Linked DNA regions of Mus musculus: regions 1, 2, 3 and 4 are each linked to region 5. The links are chromatin loops, found by intact Hi-C in ENCODE. Cell type or tissue: heart. All regions are shown on one strand.

Evidence for each region. Peaks named below come from ENCODE experiments on the same cell type or tissue, not always from the same donor. Only the 100,000 strongest peaks of a DNase experiment are listed, where the experiment ranks them.
Region 1: it touches region 5 in a loop (4-fold over the local background); 33 of 42 quality-filtered maps call a loop at or near these places.
Region 2: a loop joins it to region 5, with 3 times the contacts of the local background. A loop is called at or near these places in 33 of 42 quality-filtered maps.
Region 3: it touches region 5 in a loop (2.9-fold over the local background); 5 of 42 quality-filtered maps call a loop at or near these places.
Region 4: a loop joins it to region 5, with 2.0 times the contacts of the local background. A loop is called at or near these places in 5 of 42 quality-filtered maps.

Annotation. Positions count from the first base shown.
Region 1 is chr9:46,182,583-46,187,582 of GRCm38, reverse strand. All of the region lies in intron 6 of Sik3 (SIK family kinase 3), which reads right to left. Among named protein-coding and RNA genes, the nearest start is that of Apoa1, 44 kb to the left of the region's middle. In heart, CTCF peaks have their summits at 1,030 (motif pointing left) and 2,185 (motif pointing left); a DNase peak (open chromatin) is centred at 2,762; H3K27ac peaks cover 389 bases.
Region 2 is chr9:46,188,808-46,193,807 of GRCm38, reverse strand. The region is part of intron 6 of Sik3 (SIK family kinase 3); the gene reads right to left. Among named protein-coding and RNA genes, the nearest start is that of Apoa1, 37 kb to the left of the region's middle. In heart, a CTCF peak has its summit at 1,938 (motif pointing right); a DNase peak (open chromatin) is centred at 2,387.
Region 3 is chr9:46,117,847-46,122,846 of GRCm38, reverse strand. The region is part of intron 1 of Sik3 (SIK family kinase 3); the gene reads right to left. Among named protein-coding and RNA genes, the nearest start is that of Gm46110, 41 kb to the right of the region's middle. In heart, a CTCF peak has its summit at 3,042 (motif pointing right); DNase peaks (open chromatin) are centred at 1,836 and 2,616; H3K27ac peaks cover 1,488 bases.
Region 4 is chr9:46,059,597-46,064,596 of GRCm38, reverse strand. All of the region lies in intron 1 of Sik3 (SIK family kinase 3), which reads right to left. Gm46110 (a long non-coding RNA gene) reads left to right here. Exons shown (of 4, transcript XR_003948323.1): 3 at 1,138-1,214. Among named protein-coding and RNA genes, the nearest start is that of Gm46110, 18 kb to the left of the region's middle. In heart, no CTCF peak of the experiment used is centred here; a DNase peak (open chromatin) is centred at 2,766.
Region 5 is chr9:46,009,595-46,014,594 of GRCm38, reverse strand. Sik3 (SIK family kinase 3) reads right to left here and starts at 1,775. Exons shown (of 25, transcript NM_027498.3): 1 at 1,465-1,775. The coding sequence starts at 1,737. It also overlaps a transcript of Pafah1b2 not described here. In heart, a CTCF peak has its summit at 2,023 (motif pointing left); DNase peaks (open chromatin) are centred at 104, 664, 1,334 and 1,954; H3K4me3 peaks cover 2,759 bases; H3K27ac peaks cover 2,624 bases.

The DNA of each region.
Region 1 (5,000 bases), 170 kb before region 5:
TAGAAACTTAGATAAACTCATGGGACTAGGGCGAGGCCTGATTCACTCGGATGAGGTCTAGCTTTGTTTTGTCTTAAAATGGGTCTCATAGACCCCAGGTTGCCCTTGAAACTTACATATAGTTGAGGGTGACTTGTGATTCTCTTGCCTCTGCCTTCCAAGTGCTGGGATTACAGGTGTGGCACCACACCCAGCTCTCTGGTTTGAGATGTGTTCCCAGGTGGATAGACACCAAAGCACCACAGGTTTTTCTCCCTGGATGGAGAGCAGACCTCCAAAGACGTGCCTCTGCACTTATAGCTCGGGCAAGTGACGCCCATTCCCACTCTTGCTCCTCTCCACAAAGTGCTTTCGCCCAGGGAGACACTGTGTGGTTCTTGATGGGTACTCGGATAGGGCAGAGTTACCTTCCTCTAAGTGAAAGCTTTCTGGCAGTAGCTGTAGGCCATATTCTCCATCAGAAGCATTATGTAAGTGGGATCTGCATTCCCAGTGATAAAATGCTTATGCAATATTACAGCTAATTAAGTCCCAATGAAGTCTAATCAATAAGGACTCAAAAATATTGCCCACAAGAGATCTCAATGCACTCAGCATCAGTGCAGTTTCTTCATGGTAAATTAATTTTCCTTCCGTTAAGTAAATGGTTGGACTATATTTGCTCATAGGTGGTATTTAACAAGAGGATAAGGCAAAACACATATCCAAGGGTTTAAAAATGTATTATCAGGGAGTGAATCTAGTAACCAAATGTGTATATTGCTGGCTTCCATCAGTGGGTGGAGTCAGATGTGGCCACTGCTGACACTGGCTAGACCAGGTCTCATTTTATATGAGCTCAAGGAAATGAGTCCCCTTATCATCTTGTGGCAAAGGCTGAAATGCTCCCTGGATGACAGCTCTGAGCTCTGGGTCAATCCAAGAAGCTTCACTCAAAAACACTGGTCTGGGCCTGGAGAGATGGCTATGGAGGTCCTGAGTTCAATTTCCAACATAGCCATCTATAATGAGATCTGGTGCCCTCTTCTGGCCTGCAGGAATACATACAGGCAGAGCACTTTATACATAATAAAAATAAATAAACCTTAAAAACAAAACAAAACAAACATGGTTTGTAACAAACATGATTTATCAGAGACTAGGAGAGCCAAATTACAGTAAATCAAATAGTTTGTTTTGTTTTGTTTTGTTTTTCGCTGTGAGATGGTCTCATTATGTAACCCCGTCTGGCCTCCAACCTCCTATGTAACCAATGCTGGTGTCCAACTCACTTATGTTCCTCCTGCTTCAGCCTCCTGAGTGCCGGGATGACTGGCTCAAAATACCTTTGCAAACTAACCAGAAGTCACTTGATCTAGTCATCTACAAAATAATAACAAGAGATTATAAAGCCAATTGGTTTCCTGAGTGTGTCCAACCATCGGTGGGGAGCTACCTCTCACTTTAATAGTACAATGCCGAAGCGACAGGAGAGTCTACAGTTAAGTAGTAAGTCCTTTCTCAACTTTCCTTTTTTTGGTGGGGTGGGAGGTTGGGACATTGAGACAGAGTTTCTATTATGTAGCCCTGGCTGTCCTGGAACTTGCTATGTAGAGCAGGCTAGCTTTGACCTCACAGGATCTGCTTGCCTTTGTCTCCTGAGTGGTATCCACCACCATAAGACCAACGTTGTGATTCCTTCCATATTTCATTCAAAATTGTCACTGAAAAGACATGTAATTCCTGCCAGGTGCCTCTAGGTTCCAGAAGATGCAGCTGTGTAAAACACATCTGGTTGTTTTAGGCCATAATAAACTAGGTAGTTAAAACCCACTCATGACACTCATTAGCCCATGACAAATGCCATGTAACAATATGTGACCTTAGTTGATCTCAGGACAGCTATGGAAGAACACTCGTGTCTAACAAGCTTTGACCTACTATGAGAAGACAACTTCATCCCACAGTTACTATAGAAACAGTGTCCATCTTCAGAGACTGATCTCCCAGCTGGAGACACTCTGGAGTCTGACTTGGCCATAAAAGATAGAGGAAAGGATCTTCTAGTGTTTCACAGGCTAATGTGGAAAGCTCTCTCAGCCCTGACTGAGTTTCTACATCTTTTCACAGAAATCAGTAAGCTCAGGCCAAGGTGGTGACAGCAGAGAACAGGTCTTGTTTTTCACCCACACTGCCCTCTATAGGAAAGAGACAGAAGCACAAAGAGGGAGAGCAGACCTGACAGCTTCGACCTCCACAGGAAGAGCTAATTCCAGGTCTAGTGAGTCACAGCTATGCCCAGAGACAGAAAGAGGACCCCGGGTGAGACTCTCAAGTGTACTTCCCTTGAAACTGAACTCCATGATGCTTGAAGGAATATCCTATGATTTCCTTTTCCTCTGTGCCTCACCATATGGATAGTACCAGCCTCTGATGAGTCTTGGGATTCAGGTCTATGGTACAGGATAAAGCTAAGCACATGCACATCGCTGAGGATGAGAACGAGCATGCAGTAAGATGGTGACCGCCAGCTCTTTTCCTCCACTGGTTCTTGCTTTCTGTGCTTCATCTTACAGAGCATTGTTTCATTCACTTGGGGAATCTCCTCTCCGGGATTATACAGTATCACTATTTGGGACAATCACGCTGCCATTCTCAGAGCCTTTCAGCACTCATGATAACTCACTAGGAGCGTGGTTTCAGCAGCTAGGTTATTTGCCAGGAGCTATGCTCAGCAGCCTGCTTTGGGGAGGCCTGAAGAGCCTTGCATGGTCTGAGAGGCTGGGGTGGAAGATGGAGGATATCCAAACTCCTCACAGGAAATACTGTGGACACTGGAAAAGCAGAGGAAGTGGTTTATTGACCTGCCCCCCCCTTTTTTATAACAGTGAGGTTGAGCAGAACAATACAGCATCCGAGGAGTGGCTGACTGGGGTGAACTGTGTGGCTTTTACAAGGCAACTCACTTCTCTACACGTCACGGCAAGCAGGAAAATAGTATATAGTAACAATTCCAGAGCACAGCTGCAGGGTTTAAAGCAGACGAAATACAGGAAAATACTTCACAAACTCTAGCCTTAGAGAAATGTAGTTATTTTTGTGTGTATTTAAGGGTGGAGCAAGGACTGAAACAGGATCTCATGTGGCCCAGGCTAGACTCAAACTCACTGAGCAGCTAATGACCTTCAGTTCCTGAGCCTCCTGCTTTCACCTCCCAAGTGCTGAGATTAGACACGCACAATGTAATTTCTTGATATTGTTTGAGTGAGAGTATTTCCTGTGGAAGGGCTTTGGTGGGCCGTACCCACCCCCACCCCCGTAGACTGTATTTTTAACAAACCTGTGTATGAGTTCCCTCCTTTAATACATCTTTATGAGTTTAGACACCAGACACTACCCCATGGCCTGGGAATATAGCAGTGAACAAAACTTATCCAAAACCGCTCATCCCTGCCAGCTAATGATGACAATGATGACGACAACAACGACAATGATGACATGGGAGGTGGGAAAACAATTTAGAGCATGTGGAGCTGAGACAAGGGTTAAGACAAACACAATTATGGAAGCTGTTGGTGGCAGTGGGGAGGGCGGTGTCAATAGAGGCCTCAGAGTGCCCACCTGAGGGGACAGCAGAGTGTGCTTGCTATGTCTGAGAAAGGACAAACACTATCCTGACTAAAGCCCAGGGCCTGAGGTCAGAACAAGAGAAAACAGGACTGGGGGAGGGGGCGGGGGTGAGGTGCTACAGAAGAAGTCACAATTGTGTACATTTCTCATTTTTCTTTTTCGAGACATGGTCTTTTCTTTTTTTGGGAGGGGGGGGGGTTGAGACAGGGTTTCTCTGTGTAGCCCTGGCTGTCCTGGAACTCACTCTGTAGACCAGGCTGGCCTCGAACTCAGAAATCTGCCTGCCTCTGCCCAAGTGCTGGGATTAAAGGCATGCATCACCACCGCCGGGCTGAGACAAGGTCTTAATTCACTATGCAGACCAGGCTGGCCTTGAACAGATCTACCTGCCTCCCAGGGCTGGGGTTAAAGGCCTGCACCACCAGCAGCCTGATTTTAAGAGTCAATGAAAGCCCCTGGAACACAAGGTCGGTGCAGTTGACTCTGACACAGAAGAGTGTGTAGGAAGTGCTGCTGTACCAGACACTGCTAGATTATAAACAACTGTGGGAAGGCTGGAGGCTTTCTCTGCATATTCTTTAAGTTCAGAGTCTGGTGTGGAAGGCTTATAATGAAAGAATCAATTACAATAAGAAATAAATTAAGATTAAAAAATATATGTGTCTCAGCATTCGGGAGGCAGAGGCAGGTGGATTTCTGAGTTTGAGGCCAGCCTGGTCTACAAAGTGAGTTCCAGAACAGCCAGGGCTACACAGAGAAACCCTGTCTCGAAAAACCAATTTATTCTCATGTACATGACTTTGCATATATACCTGCATGTCAGAAGAGGGCATCAGCTCCCATCATGTGGTTGCTGGGAGTTGAACTCAGGACCTCTGGAAGAGCAGACAATGCTCTGAGCTGCTGAGCCACTCTAGCCTCCAATTACAGTATATTTTGATAAATGTCATAGTAGTAAGACAAGGTTCAGAAAGATAAAAACCCCGGAAAATATCTGAATTTGCCTTTTCTTGAATATGCACGTGTGTAGGCCAGAGAACAATCTTGACCATCACCCTCAGGATCATCGGCTTAGCACTCGATCAGGCTAGACTGCCAGCAACTCCAGCACTCAGGAGACTGGGCGAGATGGTTCTTTAGTTTAAAATCAGCCTGGGTTATAGAAAGAGACTCTGTCTCAAAACAATATATTTTGATTTTTGAAAACATATATGTGTGTGTTCTAAGTTATAGTATAAAGTATGTTTTTTTATCATGGCTGTAGTAAAAATTCTTGAATTTCAGTGCTTTAGACACATTAGCAGTAAACTTTAGGGCAATGTTAAACTGCTGAAACATTTTTAAACTATAAAATGATATCATCAGATTTGTGCGTTTGTATGCGTGTACCT
Region 2 (5,000 bases), 180 kb before region 5:
AGCAGTTTGTGAACATCCTTCCCACTTTAGAAATGGCCCAGGTTCAGCCCAGAGGCCACAGTCAGATCCAAACCAATAGTCTGGATGTCTACCTGGGTGTGTGCGTGTGTGTCAGGACCATTTGTCTATGTGAACAAGGATGGGTGTGTGCATGTGTGTCAGGGTCATTTGTCTATGTGAACAAGGATGGAGGTCAGAGGTAACGCTACGATGGCTTCCTTAATTGTTTCCACTATATACTTTTTGAGACAGTGACTCACATAAGCCTGAAGCTCCACTATATGAGCTGGCTGGTGAACCCGAGATCTTCGCATCCTGACCCTCAGTGTTGGGATTTCGGGTGTGTACCACCATGTCTACTTTTGCATGGGTGCTAGGGATCCAAACACAGCAATGTAAGCAGTTTACCCCAAGAATTTACCCCTAACCCCTGACCTGGTGCCGTTAACCACAATCCTACAGAGCCAAAGGGTCCATCCCAAGCCGTCGCTGCTGGCTGAGACAGCCAGAAAAGGTTCCCAAGCGGGCTTCCTGCCTCTGTCTGTCTTAGTCTCCACTGGCATTTTTCTAAGGCTAAGGCTAACATCACCACTTTAATAACTCTACAGTTTCTTCTCATGACCCTCAAAATGAAAATGTTAAGTCCTGGGCCTAAAAAGTTCCTGTCTGATTTCCCACAGTGAAGTTCTCTTAGCTGTCTGGCCTCCATGCTTAGTCCTCTAGTTGAAATGGAAACTCCACAGGCCTTCTCATGGAGGGCTGCCTGTCATGCGGGTAAGAGTTTAACTGTCTGGGGGTGGGTGGGTAAGGGGGACTTTTGGTATAGCATTGGAAATGTAAATGAGCTAAATACCTAATAAAAAATGGAAAAAAAAAAAAAAAAAAAAAAAAAAAAAAAAAAGAGTTTAACTGTCACTTCCTCAGAAACTCATCTCTGACCTCTGACATGAAAACAGGCTCGGTTACGCTTCACTGTGTCACGTGACTTTTCTTTACATGAATTATTTAAGGACTTCTCTTGTTCGTATTTGTGCTTGCTGACACAATCTCTGCGACAATGCAAGGCATGTGTCCTTTTTACTGCAATATGGAATATCCAATACCAAAAATGATCATTATATCTAATGGGAACTGAATGTATGAATATTTATTGAATATTCATCTTAACCAAGTAAGACTGTATCGTGAAGATGCTTTTTATTTCACTTAGTCTTCATAACAATCCTAGATCAGGTACTATAAAGATGCACATTTATAAATGAACAAACAAGACTTTGAAATGTTAAAACATTCAGCTACCATAAGGATATGCTATTGACTGTCCTATAATGCATCATCAGGCGGATATACATTCTAGTCATCTATTTTTTTCCAGAACAAATTCAACTCTGCAATTTCTACACCACTTATAGTAGCATCATTATCATGAAATATACACTCAGAGTCATTTAAAAGAATTACTCTTAATTTTTAATGTAAAATCCAAAACAGATGCTAAATAAAAACATTGATTTGTTTTTACTTTGTGAGTAAAGGTATATTCAAGTACAGTTCCTATCTCAAAGACCATGGCATCTCCATTCTAAAATTATGTCTACAGTAGCAAGGGTAGACACAGCAGTGAAGCATCTATGACATACATGTCTGTCATCACAGAAAGAAAGACAAAAAGACAGAAAGACAGAAAGAAGGAAGGAAGGAAGGAAGGAAGGAAGGAAGGAAGGAAGGAAGGAAAGAAAAGGAAAAGGAAAGGAAAGGAAAAGAAAAGAAAAGAAAAGAAAAGAAAAGAAAAGAAAAGAAAAGAAAAGAAAAGAAAAGAAAAGAAAAGAAAAGAAAAGAGAAGAAGAAAGAAAAAAGTTGTTCTTAATTCACAAAGTTGAGTACACAGAGGCCGGTTAAGCTTTTGAAGTTGTAACATTGTTGTTCAAGCCTCTAGATGGCAGTCCACTCTTTTCCTTTGGTCTTTCTGCACAAAATTTCATGTAAGACATTAGGGGGCCAAGGCCAAAAAATGTCTGTAACAGGCTTGCTTTAAAACAAAGAGTTCTTCTCCTAGGCAATTTCTTTAAACAACAACAAACAAACAAAATAACCTGTCATAAGTCCCAGTGCAAATCTCAACTCCAGGCTTCTGAAACTTCTTCTCAGTCATCCTTAACAGATTTTATCCTAAGAGACCCTGAAAGTCTCACTACAAAAAAAAAAAACAAAAAACAAAAAACAAAAAAACCACAAGGAATTATGAAATTATGTACACAAACTTGTATTAATCTTTGATTGTTCAAGGAGCCAAAGAGTTTTCATAGCTTCCCCAGATTAGGGACTCTGTTTTGTGTCGGTGGCACAAGGGCAAGCACTGATCCTAGCTGTCACATGGAGCAGAAACTGGCCGACGGTCAGAAGCTAACACATTTCATCTGCTGCAGAGGGTGAAACATGGCCGAACTCAGCATCAAGCCACGTTTTCTCAGTATCATATAGCTCATAAAATTGAATTCAGGCGAGCTCTGGACACGTTATTCTACACAAAATATGGAAAGGATGTGAAAATGAAGGCAATGACCGTCTTCAAACCTACAACCACAGGATACTCAAGTGAGCAGACGGAGAAGGAAGCAGAGCAGAGGGAACCTGTCGGCTCTTCAGGACGCCCCAGCAAAGTGGCTCCTCACTGACCCTTCCCAGAGGGTCACAGCTACTTATTTTACAGATCACTCTTCTGCATAACAAGGGGACATAAGGAACTCCTTGGTCACCTACCCCCAATTCTCAAAACTCTGTGACAGTGATAAAGGAATGGTCTGTGTATGATGTAGTAATCTCATTTTCACTAGAAATGCGTCACATGGTAGTCTCCTGCTGTCACTCACAGACTCACAGACTCATGTTTGAAGAATGGGAAGCTTCCAAGACAGCAATTGCACCTTTCAGAACAGCATCAATGTCCAAACATGAGCCAGGTCCTCCCAAATGGCAGGCGCATCAGTGACTGATAAACCTTGCTGACAGCTGTAGCACCGTCCTCAGAGGCTAGCTGTGGAGGTGTATTCCTAGAGCCTCAGTACCTAGGGGCCCAGACAGGAGGTCATCAAGGCCAAGTGCGTGCTCAATATTGTTCCCAAACCAAAAGCAACAGACCTGGAGAACAATGGCTTCTGCCTGTTCACTTGGAGGCTGACTACCATGGAAATACCTAAGAAGTCACAACAGAACAGTCATTCCCACCCTTCAAGCTGGAGTTGCCAGAAAACCATTATTTTACTAAAGATTTAGGTGTGCTGCTGTATGGGGTCAAAACCAGAGAGACGGAAATGAAATGTCAGTAGAGTGATTCCTGCAGAGACATTCCTGCCCATATTATCATGGTTGGCTATGGTGTGGTAGGCAGAGTACTACGTCCTGTAAAGCCTCAACCTATACAGGACACCTATTATAATCTACATTTTTTAAGAAATTAAAACTGAGACATTAAGAAACTTAGGCAGATACTAAACAGTAGAGTCTGTTTATTTTTATTGTTGTCCTTTCTTTGTTTTTTTGAGATAAGCCAGACTCAGGTTAATCCTAAACTCATGGTCCTCCTGCCTCAGTCTTCTAAGCATTTGGATTTCTGGGGGTGGTTTATTTTATTATTATTGTGTGTGCACACACACATGCATGCATACATGGCCTATGTGTAGAGGTCAGAGGCTAACTTTGTGAATTCAATTCATTCTCTTCCACCTTTAAGGGAGGATGGACTGGTTAGTGGTCCAGGAAACAAACTTGGGTTAGCAGGCTTGTGTAGTTAGGGCCTTTATCCACTGAACTACCTCACCAGCCCCCCTAGAGAATTCTTAATCTAAACACTACCTTTAAAAATACATTATTAGAAGCTGGACGTGGTGGCACACCCTTTTAATCTCAGCACTCGGAAGGCAAAGGCAGGTAGATCTCTGAGGTCAAGGCCAGTCTGGTCTACAGAGTGAGTTCCAGGACAGTTTGGGCTACACAGAAGCCTTGCCTCAACAAACAAACAAACAAACAAACAAACAATGACCATTTTTAGTGTTTGAGGTAGCACCCAGCATAGCTTTAGAAAAACAAATCCAAACAATTCTCGCATCCAGCTGATGACGTGCTGTGTGAGCTCCAAAGGCTGTTGCGGCACTATTCACCTACAAGCAGGTTCCAAACGAAGCAGTAGAGGGCATGCTCACAACTACTAATGAGATGACAAGGACTGTGAGGTGGGCTGACAGCGAGTGTGTGCGAGACTGGGAGCAAGAGAACATGGAAAGGTGTGTGTGTGTGTGTGTGTGTGTGTGTGTGTGTGTGTGTGTGTGCGCGCGCATGTGTGAGGAGTGTGTGTGTGTGTACCCGTGTTCACCTGCTAATGAGGTCAGTGGCTAAGATGAACAGTCCTACTGAAGCCTGAGCTCTGGTGATTGTGGGGGATGGATGAGACAGGCGTTGCAAATCAAGGAATCATACAAGGAGAACTGAGCTCTGTGGGACTGGATGCCAGCATCTCTGGGCTGACCCCATGAAGGAAAGCCTGCCATCCCTGAACCTTTCAAGTAGTGCCATCATAAAGCTCTGCTCCGGGGTCTGTGCAGAGGAACAGTCTCAAAGAAACGACGTGCCAGGTCCCTGCACGCGCACAGCTTCTTTGAGCTGGTGGAAAGAGAAGCCATCTGTTTGCCAGAGGGCATTGTAAGAGTGTAAGAAACAATTACCCAGAAACCCATGCTTCCTCTAAGTGTGTACAAGAAGGTGTTTGGTCTAGTTTCTCTTAGTCTTTCCAGTCAACAAGGCATATGCTCAATACATATGTTTAAATACATATGGGATTCTCAAGTGTTCAGCACCAAAGTCTATATTTTGGACAATTTTAGCATGCTTCCCATCAATGTTTACTCCTTAGTTATAGATTGCTTTTATAGCAATCCAAATTTTAGACAGCTCTATTTTTCTAAATCTCAAAATCCAAAATGGGAACAAAAATTAACCGGCAGTCC
Region 3 (5,000 bases), 110 kb before region 5:
AGGGGGCAAAACAGGGGTGGCAGAGTTGGTGACAGCAGCTATACAGAACATTCACCCTGTGACAGTCTCAGCTCCTACTGCCTTATGTCGACAACTCCCCTAAGCCTCATAACGCCTGTGTGATTATGAACCTTTTTTATTAATATGGAAACTAAGGCACAGAAGAGTAAGCAGCAAACCCAATACTTAGTCATTAACAACGACTATGCGGCAGATCCAGGTGGTCTGGCCTTTAGAAAGAAACCAACATTAAAATCCTATGAACCCCAACACACGGTCTCAGAACAAGACACCACGCAGGCCACACTGGTTTTCTTCAGACTCTGTAGCCAAGGCTGGTCTCAACTGCCACCTTTTTATTTCAGACCCCAGAGTACTGAGATTATGGGAGTGACTCACCATGTAACACAGCACAGACATTTTAAAACAGAATGAAAGATGATGGACTTTGTTTCAATCCACTAAGTCATACCCCCACCACCCCACTCGGTGTTTTGAGACAGGATCTCTCTACATAACCCTGACTGACCTGGAACTAGCTCTGTAGACCAGGCTGGCCTCAAACTCACAGAGATCGTCCTGCCTCTGCCTCCTGAGTGCTGGGATTAAAGGTGCATGTGAGCCACTGGGTCCAGTTTAATTTACTAAATCTTCAACTTTCTTATCATCCTCAGAGAAATACTCAAAATACTTGTTTCACTTCAAAAATGTTTCTGTATCTTAGTTTCAATCACTTAATCAATACATAAATCAATATTAATAAAACATTCAGCTCAGAGCATGATGACTGTAAGTTAGCCACCCGTATGGATGCTTGGCACATAGGTGACTTTATTTGCAGTTTTTTCAGATATCAGAGTGGAGACTGCAAGGAGGAAAGGTACCAAGAGGCAGGCTTGAGCGCAGTGCCCAGGACTCAGCCTGCTGGAGGAATGTGCGCCCTGCGTGTGTCTCCAGCTCCAGGACTAAAGGGCACAGCTATGACTTCCAGGACTTGGAATCTCCTCTGGGACAGAGGTGCAGTGGCTGAGCAGAGGATGAGCACTTCCACCCAGAGAGACACACGGGGAACAGGAGGCTTAGAGCAGAGAAGGAAGTGGACAGAGAGCAGCGGGAGGGGCCTTAAGACACTGAAGAGCGGGGCCACCACACCTTCTGCAACTCTGATCTGTGAGGCCCACAGGCATTGCTGGTCATTGTGCAAACATCACTCTACCAGCTGGCCTGGCACTGCACCTGCTTCTCCTGGGCCTGCTCCCCAAACCGTACCATAGCAAACAGTACCTCTCTATGGAATTCCTCCACAGCATCAAATTCTGGGCTGCTCCTTAGGGTAAAGGAGACAAAGACTCCACAAAACACTGAAAGGGGAGCTTGGCCCAGTTCTGGATACAGGATCATAAGCAAGGACAAAAAAGAAGCCAGTTGCTTAAACTAAAAAGTTTAGAACGGTCTCTTAATGTATAATATAGAGCAAGTTATTTTAACTCCTGTATCTCCTTCTCTGTAAAACATGGGCATGGGCATGCACACAACCTGCTTAAGTGTGTCTGGCCTGTGATACACATACACGAGATTGGCACCATCCTAACCTCCATTTTCACACTCTATACAGCTTCAGGTAGCAACTAACTTCAATCTCAAAGTATTAAATGGAAAATTACAGAAATAAAGGGTGCCAGTTTTAAACTGATGGCAGTCTACCAAGCTTGAGGAAGTTGTCTATAGGCAGTTGTGTCCTGCTGGGGCATGAATCATCTCTCCACACAGCACACCCATGCCATATTCGCTACCCTATTACTCAGTAGTCAGGCTCGCTGCTCAACATCACTCAGATCATGTTCAGGTGACCTGTGTTTTACTGATCCAAGTACCCCAAAGTACAAGAGCAGCCATGCTGGTAACTCCGCAGTCCCGGGGTGTCCTGGGGAAGTTGAGAGGGGCTTCCTTCCTTCACCCTCTTGCCTTTATTAGAAGGGAGCTGGCATGACGGTGCATGCCTATAGTCCTGTACACTAGGGAGGTTCATGCAAGAAATCCTAAGTGTGAGGCCAGCTGGGCTATAAGGCAAGACTCTGCCTCAAGAAACCAACAATAGAAATGGAAGAGAAATCATGAGCTAGAGCTGCTAAGATCTACAGTTGGTTGGCTGTCAAGATAAAGAGCATATCCACATAACTGTTACTGCAGTCCACGGCTAATCTATTTTATTTGTGAGGGAGAAGGGGGTGCCACTGTTTATGGCTCCAGGAACCCCCATCAGGGTCTTGAAAATTATCACCTACAGATAAGTGGGGCAGGGGTGGGAGGAGGCTCTATTGAATATAGGTACTGATGCTTTCAATATTTCTAGAATGTGGCCTTAAACTTTGAGCATTCTATGGCATGGATTAGACTGGCTTCACTAAGCAACACAATTCTGAATCAAAAACATCAATTCCTTTGTCAAAGGGCAAGCCAGGGGCCAGAAGTAAAGTAGCTGACAATTTGTGGGAGCACAGAGAAGCTCCTGGCCTGCTGCCAGCTGATGTGTAACGAGTATGGAAGGAACAGAGCTGAGGGAAAATGAATTCCATTCAGGACAGTCATCCTGAACCACAGGGCGGAAACCACAGCAAGGCCCAAGCTGAGGCTGTGCGTGTCCCTGCCCCTCCCCCCAACTAAGGAGCCCCAGTCCTAAAGAGCACTGCAGTACCGCTAGACAATGGCAAGCCCTAGCTGTAAGCAGGAAAGGGGAGGGTTCTAAACAGCAGGAGGAGGAACAACAGAAGAAATGATGAAGTCACAGAGCAGGGGCTGGCACGCGGCAGGATTATTTTGAGAACAGCATACTGAGCATGGGTTTTTTTCACAGCTGCAGACTATATGATAAAAGCTGTAGCTTAAAGTACACATAGGCTCCTTTAAAAATTAATCATGCTATAGCAGAAGTAAATCTGCAGGTAACTAGACAAACTTCCAAAGAGCATGTTTTAATTTTTAGGGATACGGATGTTTTGTCTGGATGTATGTCTGTGGACCATGTGCATGCCTGATGCCCTCAGAGGCCAGAAGAGGGAGTTGGAGCCTCCATGATGAGAGTTACAGATGGTTGTAAGCTAATCTGTGGGTGCTGGGAACTGAACCTAGGTCCTCAGGAAGAGCAGTCAGTGCTCTTAACTTGTGAGCCATCTCCCCAGGTCCCCAGTAAGTTGTTAGAGATGGGAGAGGGAAACCTGTAAGTCACACACTCACCCAAGCACATGGAAACTATTAACAAGAAGGGAGTGGACACAGCGCAGGATCCTGTGAGTCCTGTAGCCTGGTCTGTTCTCCACAGAATCCTCTTCCCTTGCAGAGAATATGACTGTGTGAACTGACACTCCAACATTAATTAAACATGGCATCACATCAAATAGGCTGCTAAATAGATGCAGATTGTGAACGTTCTTAAAAATTTCCCTCCGCAAGACACTTCCCTTCAACGAATTCTTTTTAAATTGGCATCTGGTAAGAAAGAAATTAAGTTCGGCTCATGCCAAAGCCAGAACTTCCCTCCTCGCTCTCGGGGGTTCTCACTTCTGAAACCACAGTGGCTTTAACCCTTGCCTCCATTCTGCAGCACAGGGATGCACACACAGAAGGAAGATGAAAGAAGAATTAGTGGCTGCTTCCCCCAAAGGGAGTCATTCTCCTGCTTATTCTGACCCGACATTCTGAGGAAAGACACGGTGGTAGAACCAAGACACCAGGAGAAAATTCAACTCTAAGATCAAACCAACCACAGTTTCCCAGCAAAAACCCCTGGTGGGGGTTTCAGTGAAACACTATGACAAATACACAGCTTTAAAAAAAAAAAAAAAAAAAAAAACCTCCAACAGAGGAAAGCACAGTCTGTCTTCTTTCCTCGGGAGAAGGGGGCATCCTTCAAGGAAAGAAGCGGCCCCTCTCACTGAAATGTCTTCTGCTAGTTCCACTGTGTCCTTAAACCTTAGGGAGGTGAGTGTTCTCTTACATGAAGGCAATTTTTTGGCCTGTTTCTAGAACAAATTTTATCTCCTCTAGATTGTTCTCAGCTCACCTCTAGAATTACCGAATGGTCTAGATATGTCTAATCGTACACAGTAGCCACCAGCCACATATGGTTACATAGCATTTGAATGTAGACAGTGCACACAAATATATACCATTTATCACATTAGTATTACCAAAGGACTGTAAGCTCACCATCCTACCTTTCTATTGATTACATGTGGAAATAAGAGTTTAGATATTAAGTTAAATAGAATATATTACTCAAAATTAACTCTATATCCTTTAACTTTTTAAAAATGTGTATACTGCCAAGCTTGGTGCCATGGGCCTACAGTTCCAACTACTTTGAGAAGCTGAGGCAGGAGAATCACAATTCCATGGATAATTGGTGGGACTCTCAAAACAGAAGGGGAGGAGAAGATTTCAATATGACATATAATCCTCTTCTAGTGGATAGCACTGGTCTAGGTGATCTAACAGCTAAGCAATCGCAGGAGACATCCATTCAGGGTAACTACTGAGGACATGTGTGCTGAGCATCCGGCAAGCTAGGCTACTCTGTTCCTCAGCAGCTCAGCTCCAGAGCACTAAAAACTACTGAGACAGGAGGATCATTGCGAGTTTAAGACCAGCCTGGTCTACAGAATGGAAGAAAAAAAAAATTACAGACAAACTTCAAAGAAGCTTCAATATATATATTGTCCCCATTCACTTAGAAATCAAATTAAAATCAGAGATTAAAGCCAACACCAGAAGCACACACTTCCTTAACCATGGGAACAAAGTGTTTGTCACAGGACAGTACTTTCAGGCAATCTCCATTTTCTAATTGTGGAGAATAAGACAGGAAAATCAAAACAAGAGCTTTTTTTTTTTTTTTTTTTTTTTAAAGTATAGACTAGAGCTTATTCAGGGCATGGGGAGGGGAGTTGAGAGGGTAGCAGAAGCACACAAGGCAGAGAGAGAAGTGGGGGGGAGAAGAGTAG
Region 4 (5,000 bases), 50 kb before region 5:
CACTGGAAGCTGTCACTCACAGTCCCTCATGCCAAGAGAACAGGTGTGAATGTGTCACCACTTAATACAAGGTGACTGACTGTGTTAGAACCCAAGGCCTCAAGGGTGCGTGCTTGGCACGTGCTCCACCACTGGGCTATATCTCTGCTCCTAAATATGCTTAGGTGGAATCTACATACTATACACTGGTTCTTTAGATGTGTTATTTGCCTTAAAAGACGACTCAGAGTTATACAACCCTCACCGCCATCCTATTGCAGAGCGATCCTGCCTATGCCCACTGCCCATCGCTCCCATTCCCACTTCTGTGCAAGGTGCTGGGGTTTGTGACTATCTACAGATTTGCCTGTTTGGGGCATGTCATTCCGATGGAACCATACACTGTTGCCGTCTGTGTCTCGATTCCAATACTAATGTTTTCAGGTGGTGTGGCAGCGCCAATAGCCCACTCCTTTTTATGGCTAAACAATACTCCATTCTGTAGATGTCACATTTTCCTTATTCATAAGCTGTGAAACATGAGGTTTTTTTCCCATCCTTTGGTTACTGTAAATAACAGTTATAAACATTTATGTAGGAGGTCAGGAGAGAATGTTTGCATGATAATCTGAGTTCAAACCCCAGAAGCCATGAACAAGCTGGGTAGGTACAAGTATTGACAGCCCTAGTAGGCTCCTGCAGTGAGATAGCAGGCAGAAAGAGGGTTCCTGGAAGCTCTCAGGCCGACTAGACTTGTCTATTTGGAAAAAAAGAAAAAGAAAAGAAAGAAAAGAGACTGTATCAAACAAGCTAAAAGACAAGGACCCGCTCTGGCTTGTCCTCTAACATTCACACGCACACTAGAATTTATGACCCAGTAACAACTATGCATTTCCTGAAGGAGCTGCTAATTATCTACCACCAGCACAATATACAGAAGAATATATTTTATCTTCTATATCCTCCTTATAAGACCTGACTCCAACTCCAAAACAACAACAACAACAACCCAACCTCAAAGGGATAGGCACATGGGTCAGTAGAGAGTACCTGCTAGGATACAGGTCCTAGCTCGATCTCCAGCGCTGAAACAACAACAAAAACATTTTGCCTTTTCCTTCAGCCTCCCGTACATATTCTCCTTTTTCTTGTTTTTAGGGATGCTGGGGACCAAATCCAAGACCTCAACATGCTGAATGAGAAGTCTACCACCAAGCTACATCCACAGGCCATAAGTGTGTTTTGGAATATTTTCTTCCTTCCTTCCTTCCCCTCTTTTGCTGTTGTGGCTTTAAAACAGGGTCTCCCTCGATAGCCCAGGCTTGCTCTGAATTGCCTCAGCTTCTTAAGACCTGGAAGTAGAGGGGTGTACCACCATGTCTGGCTCGGAATTGAAAACACACCCACTGGGAGGAACACAAACATCAACAGAATGACACAGAGATGCTCACAAGCAACACCCCAGTGTGAGGGCTGCACCCCTGCAGTACTAGATGACATTACACACTCATTCCACCCTTGCAAACACCTCTTCTAAAATTCTGTTCAAGACCAGTTAACCGCAGACTTGTGAGGGCATTTAGCCATAGCCCTTAGCGTTAAAGATCAGACACCATACTATCCAGACTGATTGATACTCTAGCAGTTAACAGATATGAGTCCATGAGTGTCATCCATGCAGTCAACAAATCCAATTCAATGGAAGGTGAAGGGGCTGAGGCGAAGGGGAAAGGAATAGATTTCTCACCATAAAAATATTTTTCAAATGACATTTGATTTTGGGGTGGGGGATTGTTTAGTTGGTTTGTGGTTTCTTTAGAGTATAAAAGCCCAAGATGATCTTAAACTCTTGATCCTTCTGTCTCTGCCTCCTTATAGTGCTGTGATTACAGGCAAGCACACCAAAAATGGAGCTTTAAGATGAATCGTATACAACAATTATATAAGACCCACCACTGGGGGATGTGAGACAAGACTATGCAGAACTCTATAAACAAAGTCTACAATTTCCTGTGATTCCACAATTATGTTAAAGTTAATAAATCTTAAATGAGGCTTAGGTTAGGCATGATGGCACACACCTTTAACCCCAAGACTGAGGAGGCAAAGGCAGACAAGACAGGTTTCTGCAGATTTGAGGTCAACCAACACAGTGAGTTTCTCCAGGCCAGCCAAGGGCTGCATAGTGAGACCCATCTTTCAAAAAATAAAAGAGGAGAACAGAAGAGATCATTTTAGAAAGGCACCATCCTAAGAAGGTCCAAAAGGAAAATGCAATTCACATGAGAAAAATTACAAGTAGCCCAGACAACCCACACTGTCCACTCACGGATGTGGTGGGAAATGAAACAGGAAAGGCACTGGGAAGCAGACTGCAAGAGGCTGGAGGGAGTCAGTGCTACACGTGACTTGACTGAGCTAAAAATGCCGACATAGCAGGTAACTCGCCCTTCCAGCACACCTATTCTAGATCAGGTTAGCACTCCCGTCAGTAGGCTGGAGAAGACGTCCTAAACAGCAGAGCAGAGAGGAAAGGAGAAAGAAGGCCCAGAACTATGGGAGCCAATTCCAAAATAAACTGACGTGGGTGGAGTGTGTGTGTGTGTGTGTGTGTGTGTGTGTGTGTGTGTGTGTGTTGGTTCTGTTCTCCAGAGAACTTGACAGACCCCGAAATGTCAAGCTAAGCAACTCAGAACTCAGCCAGCACAGCAGGGTGCTCTGAGAAAAGTCAAAGCAGGATAGATTAATATGGAACAGGAGACAAACCAGTCAGAGCACAAGGCCTCAAGGCAAAAAGACCAGTTATTACTGCAATAGGACAAGCAGGGCCTGGCGTAAAGTGTTGGCAGCAAAACTAGACCACAGGGTCTTGATTACTTAATACTCTGCAATCCTTTACAAAAAGCCTGTGCCTGGTACTTATTCCAAGCTCTGTATCATGCTTATGATAAAGACGTATCTTCTTATTGGATGTGGAGACACTCAGAATTTTAGCATTCAAGGCTAACCTAGGCTACATACTAATACCAAAAAACAAGCAAACAAACAAACAAAAAACTTAAAAAGAAATCTCTTTTCTGAATTTCCTAAAAAATAAAAAGAAGAAGGGTTGAAATGATCATCTTTGGTGGGTTTGGTAGAACAGTGTTGAAGGGCCAGTGAGACAGCTCTGCAAGTTAGCTTACTCGAGATAGGAGCTCATCACCAAGCAAGACAGCTTGAGTTCAATACCCAGACCTGTCTGCTGGGGAAGAACCAATTCCAAAAGCTGCTCTACAAGAATGGTGGTGTCTAAAGCATGCTTGTACACACACACACAAGCAAATAGAACATTGCTTCTTTGAATAAGCTTTAAAAAGCAAAACAACTTTACTTACATCAATAAAACAAACAAAGGCCAGGCATGGTGGCATATTCCTTTAATCCCAACAACTCAGGAGGCAGAGGCAGGGAATCTCTATGAGTTCCAGGCCAGTTAGGAGTACACAGAGAAACCCTATCTCTAAACAAAGCAAAAGCTCTAAAAAGAGTACTTCGTTTACAGACTGCGTGCCTTTGGTACACATTACACGGGTACTGCTTTGGCTCGGAGTGGCTTCCTCCCAATGCCTGCATATAGTCCATAGGAACCTACCCACTACAGATACTAGAACCTAGTTCTCACTAAAAAGCCCACTGAGGCATGGTCCCAAATGGTGCTGTGTCTCAAGTCTCCCTTTCAGAGCTTTTATTTCCCAAAGATGTAAGATTTGGAGAGCTGCTACCCAGGAAAGGAAAGTCCAGCACTTTATTATAAGTGGTGGTCTCTGTGTGCACTAGAAACAGATATTCAAATAGCCCACCTTTAGTGATGCCTCTGGGGAAAATACATTCAGACAGAGCCACTGGAATTCGAAGAGGCAAGCACTATCACAAAGGCGTCTACGAAGGGTTCTGAGACGACTGGCGGCTGTTTTGGTGCTCAGTGGGGTCAGCCCTTTAAACACACATTTCAATCCTCACAGAGGAGGATTATCCAGGTTTTAGTTTGGTTTGGCTTTTTCAGATGTCCACATGGAGGTTGGCTTTGAACTTACTTTGCAGCTGAGCTCCAGGTGCTGCTGCTGCCACCAGTGGAATGCTGGGATTCAAATCTGGCCCCGCCAAACCCAGCTGATTGGCTTGTATAGATGAATACTGAGGCAAGGAAGCCAAGCATTTCTGTCTTCCTTGGTGGCTGTGTCTGCACTGCTACTAGACTCCAAACCTGGTCTAATTATTTACTAGATGGTCTCCTAGTGAAGGACTGAATAGTGCTGTCTTGGCGGACAGCTAGCAATAAAGAGAGAGGAGAGTGAATAACATATTTTAAGACCCCCACTGAAGGTTGACCAGGAATTAACCAAATAGGCAAGGCCCTTGAGGTGGAAGGTTCAGCACTATCACCAGGGGGGGCTCAGTATCCACACTCTAAAAGGCACAGAGGTCTGGAGAGATAGCTCAGTGGTTAAGAACCTAGGTGCTCTCCCAGAAGACGCAGATTTGAGTCCCAGCACCCACATAGTGGATCAAGCCATCTCTGACTCCAGTTCCAGAGAATCTGGTGCCCTCCTCTAACCTCCACAGGTACTACATACACAAATGCACAGGCATTCATACAGGCAAAACACAGTAGATATAAAATACAAGTTTAAAAATAGAGCTACCACAATCTATCTAGCTATCTAGCTATCTCCCTTTGGAATATACTAAAAGGACTTTACATCTTACTATAGAAATATTTGCTCATCTGTGTTCATTGTTGTTCTATTTGTAATAGCCAGAAACTGGACACAGCCTATATGTCCATCAATTAATGAATAGATAATGAAAATGTGATACATTTACAAATGAATATGATTTGACTACTAAGAAAAATAAAAGTATGAAATTTTCATTTAGTGGAAGAAGCTAAAAAACAATCCTACTGAATGAGGTAACCCAGACCCAGAAAGACACACGTTGTATGTTTCCTCTCATATGTGGATGTTAGCTTTGAAGCT
Region 5 (5,000 bases):
GGACCTGAGGGAGGGACTGCAACAGGAGGGCGCACTTGAGTCTGTCACAGGGCTCTGAAGACTTGAGGCTTGAAGGGGTCCCACCAGAGGAAGTGAAACTGACCAATCACTCTGCCCGCCGCCACCCTCGGAAGAAGGGCCCCTTGTAGTCTTTGACAGAGAGAGGCAAGGAAAGGAACTTTCAGGTTGCCAATAAGCAGGATACGAGGCCCAGATAAGTCCTGGCAGGGAGGGACTGCTATAAAAGCCAAAACAAGGTAGGCTAAGGTAAACAGCGGCCAGGGGGAGGAGGGGAGGGGAGTCCTGGGTCTCCCGGAGGAGCATGCTTAGGTAGTAAAGGTTTTTCATTAGCCAGGCGGAAGAAAAACTCAAGCTACTGTTTTAAATATAAGGAATGACTACTACGTTAAAAGTATCCATTTAAGTGAGGTATTGAGCAAAGACGAGTTGGGAATTCAAATGGGTTTTGTGGCTTCCATCAAAACTGAATGATTTTCCTTGATACTCTCAATGAAGAAAGATAGGTAAAAGTGCTACCCTCTGAGTCCTTTAAAAAATATACTACATGCGTATACATACATGGTTTCCTAACTGACCTTGGCCAGTTTCACTACTACAGCTCCTCAAATCCCTTGGGAACCAAAGGGCCCAAATGAGTGGAATTCTGTCGTGCCAATCCCACGGTTCCCTTCCCTACTGAAAAGCCCACCCCGAGTTCTAAAAAGCCCACCATTTCAGACCCTCTGACAACTAAAAATAACCAGCAAACCATCTTATCCTAAATTGTTTAACCCTTGGTTAGCTAGTGTCACCAGGAACCCTGAGCCTTGGGACATCTGGTCATGGGTCCATTCCATTTTTTTCCCCCTTATTTCCCTGCTTTCTTCACTGACTCTTCCCATAATCAAGTATACTTCCTCAGGCTTACAACTGACACCATCTCCCCGTCTTAAATAATCAAACGTGGATTCCTTTCTCTGGTATAGGTGCCAGGTCCTTCTCTTCCCGGTGTCTTGCACCCCACCGCACACCCTCAGCCCCATGCCCCAGCCGTCCTGGGAAGCCTGAGGCAGCCAGTTTGCGCGTCTCCCCCATCCTGTGGTCCACATTTCATATGCCCCTGCCCTCGTTCTGATGGTTTCCTAATTGCTGGTTCCGGAGTCTTCCTGGCGTGCAGTCCGCCGGCCCCCAGAGAGTTCCAACGCCTCCTTTCCAGTCACCCCCCCCCCCCGACCCTGCGCACAGCCCTGGGGACCTCTCCGATGTCCAGCTGCTAAGTTCCCGGAGCCCCCCCTTCCGGAACCCCTCCGCTCTGAGGTCCCTGCCTTCTCCCGCCAGCACCGGTCCCCACTGCTGACCCTGACCCGAGCCCCGGGGAATCGCGGACTCCCCTGGCCCCACCGCCCTGCTGCAACGCCCCCCGGGCAGCGCAGCCCGCAGCCGCGCGGTCCCCAGCGCCACTACCTTGGCCTTGGTGACGAGGTGCGTGGCCCGCTTGACCACAGCGAAGTTGCCCTTGCCGATGGTGCGGTCGATCTCGTAGTAGCCGATGCGAGCGGCCATCGACCCGCGGGAGGCCGGGGCTGTGGGACGCGCCGGGACGGCGGCCGGGGGCACTGCGGCGGGGGCTGCCGGGGGCCCCGCGGCGGGCGGAGGCAGCAGGCGGCCGGCCGGCCCGGCTCCCCCTGCTCCGGCCACGGCAACCCCGCCAGCTCCGCTCGCCGCCGCCGCCGCCATCTTGTTGTGCAGTGAAACCTCCGGGGCCGCGGGGAGCCGGCCGGGGGGGAGGGGGCGCGGGGGGGCCGAAAGAGGGGGGTTGCCGACAGACGTCACTCCGGGAGGCGGGGCTCCCGCGCCGCCGGGCGCCCGACGCCATGGCAACCGCGCGTCACGTGCGGACGCGCGTCACTGCCCGAAGCCATGGCAACCGTGACCTCACCGGGCGAGCTCGACCTTCCCGCGTGGGTCCCTGTTCCTGAGGCGCCGGCTCCCTAGTGCCCCCCTCTGGGGAACAGGCATTGAAAACGTCGAGGGTCAGCAGCAACTTCTAAGCTTCCGCCGCGCCTAGCGAGGTAGGGATATGAGATGGGGAGACCCCAGAACCAGACTCCCGATGGCCCCTGGTTCGCTGATGGGATCCCTGCTCCGACCTGTGTCCCAGTTCAGTCATCACCAAACCTCCCTTAAAAGGATTTCCTCGTCACCAAAAATACCAGCCTTGTCCCACTTTAGCCCTGGAGGCCACAGAGGCAGGAATAGCTACAGTATTTAAGCAACTGTAACCAAGTTGGTAGCAAGGCAGGGGAATTGTTCAGCAAAAACTCTTACAAAGCCCAGCTCACTTCGTACAATCAATCTAATAAGTCATCGAACACAGAAGAGTGCGGAAATTAGAGTTTGCATATTCAAGGATGTTGAACCCATCCCAAACATGCGTTCCAGTCTTTGGGTGGGTGAGGGCCAGAAAAGGACCGTCATTTTCCTTCCTGCCACCCCTGACTCGGAACAATTCTCCAGCCAGTTGGTCAGAATCTCTTCACTCGTTTTCTGTTGCTGGGTTAGTACTGGTGAAGTGTGTTGCATTCAGGGCCACGTCATGCTTAAAGATGAGCAATCCGTTAAGCAAAACGAGTAACTAATATAAATTCCATCCCTACTAATGACTCTCCAAGGACATTAAGAGTGATCAAATTAATAACCCCTGCAATAAAACTCATATCCCTCTTTCTTCCCTCCTGTTATCTGACATTCCACATCCTGGGCTGTAACTGAGCCTCTCCCCCTCCTCCTTCCTTATTAAGTAGATTGATTTATCTGCCTCTGGTGGGGATAGGAAATTGGGCTGTAAAGGAGAGATAGCCTTTGGTCCGTTAGAAAAGGAAGGAAGAAGGCTGTGTGCATTCCTCTATATAATTGTATCTCATGTATCCAGTGCTATTCTACCCACACCTGTATCTCCCTCCATGGCACAGGAGTATTGTCACATCTCTGTGCAGTATCAAAAAGTGACATCCAGGTCACTGGGTATGTGAGAAAGGAAATACATGCTTACCCTTTCTGACCACAGGTCTTTCCCCAATGTTCTGATTCCCCCCATGTGACATAAGTAATGGCTGGGTCTAGGATGGGACAGAGGGGTCATCCCACAACTGCCTTGAATCAGTTCCCTGGTGGCTATTTCAAATTGCCAGCACAATTAACACTAATTGGCTCCTTTACAAGCAAATAAAGACAGGGATGAAGTGGACCTTGCTTCTTAGGCTGCTTAAACCTATTCATCAAGTGAGATTACGAAATCTGAGATGAATGATTGGGTGTGGCCCTTACAACTTCATGGCCCTTGCTGGAATCTAGCAAAGCCAATAACTTAGGGGCTGGACCTCAGAATGAGGTTTACCATCTCCCTGGAGGTGGGGAGCTCTCCTGGTAAGACAAAGAAAAACAAGCTTTCTCTCTGGAAGGCTTAGAATCAGTACTGAAGCCACTCTTGTCTAGGCTGTGCACCCAGAGTGTCTTCCACTCTTAGACATTTAGACATAATTGGAAAATTTGTTTGTTTTGATCAAATTCTCTCTTCTTCTTCTTCTTCTTCTTCTTCTTTCTCTCTCTCTCTCTCTCTCTCTCTCTCTCTCTCTCTCTGAGACAGTCTCTCTCCATGTAGTCCTGGATATCCTGGAACTGAATACGTAATCAAGCCAGCCTCAAACACACAGATCCACCTGCCTCTGCTTCCCCTGTGCTGGATTAAAGGCTTGTAGCTACCACACCCACACCCAGCTAAGCAAAGTTTCATTTTGCCCTGGCTGATTTCAGAAGTTCTGGGTAACCAAGGACAACCTTGAATCTGTGATCTCTCTGCTTCCACTTCCCAAATACAGGAGTTACAGGTGTGCTCGACCTGTCTTTTTTTGGGTTTTTTTGTTTTTGTTTTTGTTTTGTTTTGTTTTGTTTTTTCGGTTTTTCGAGACAGGGTTTCTCTATATGGCCCTGGCTGTCCTGGAACTCACTCTGTAGACCAGCCTGGCCTCGAACTCAGAAATCCGCCTGCCTCTCCCACCAACGAGTGCTGGGATTAAAGGCGTGCGCCACCACTGCCCAGCAATGTCCTGACCTATCTCATGCAGTGCTGAAGATCAAACTCGGGGCTCCGTGATAATGCTTTACTGTGCACTCACTCTACCAACTGAGCTGCACCTCTTATTCAAATTCTCATTGTATCACTCCCCCACCCCACCCCTCACTTCAAGAAAGCCTTGAGGAGGAGCTAGGAAAATGGAGCATTGCTTTAATTTCCAAAGAGACCTATCCTGCTGGTTCCCTAGCAGTGAGTATAGGATAGCCAGATAAGGGTGTTCCTTGCCTTTGTGGAATGGGGTGAGAAGGTGTGCATTCAGTGCGTTTATTCAGGGATCTGGATAAAGGCTTGCTGGGTTCTCAGAGACCTCGATCCCCAGCACCATAAAATAATAATAAAATAATAATAATAACAACAACAACTATTTGCCAAGCACTGGATTGCACAGTATACATTGATAATATTATAAAGTCACTTAAGATTTACAACAAGCCTGGTGTCACAGGCCTTTAATTCCAGCACTTGGAGTTCGAGGCCAGCCTGGTCTACAAATCAAGTTCCAGAACAGCCAGGGCTACACAGAGAAACCCTGTCTCAAAACAAAACAAAATCTTACAACAGGGTCTGGAGAGGTGTTGTATTACTAGACAGATTCTGCAGCCAAGGAAAAGGAGAAGTGAAGACACTAAGGGGTTTGTCCAAGGTCACAGAGCCAGGAAGTGGTAGGGCCCGAATTCAGATGCAGGCAGCTGCCCCTGGAGCCTGTGTTCTATGGCTTCTTTCCCCAATTCTAATCCTCATGAAGGAAGATGCCAGAAGGAAAATCAGGTTTCTGAGCTAAGGCTAACTTACTTAGATTCAACCTAGTGTTCTACTTTCTGTTTTCAATGAACCCCAAGGCTCATATGTTAAAGCTCTCTCCCCC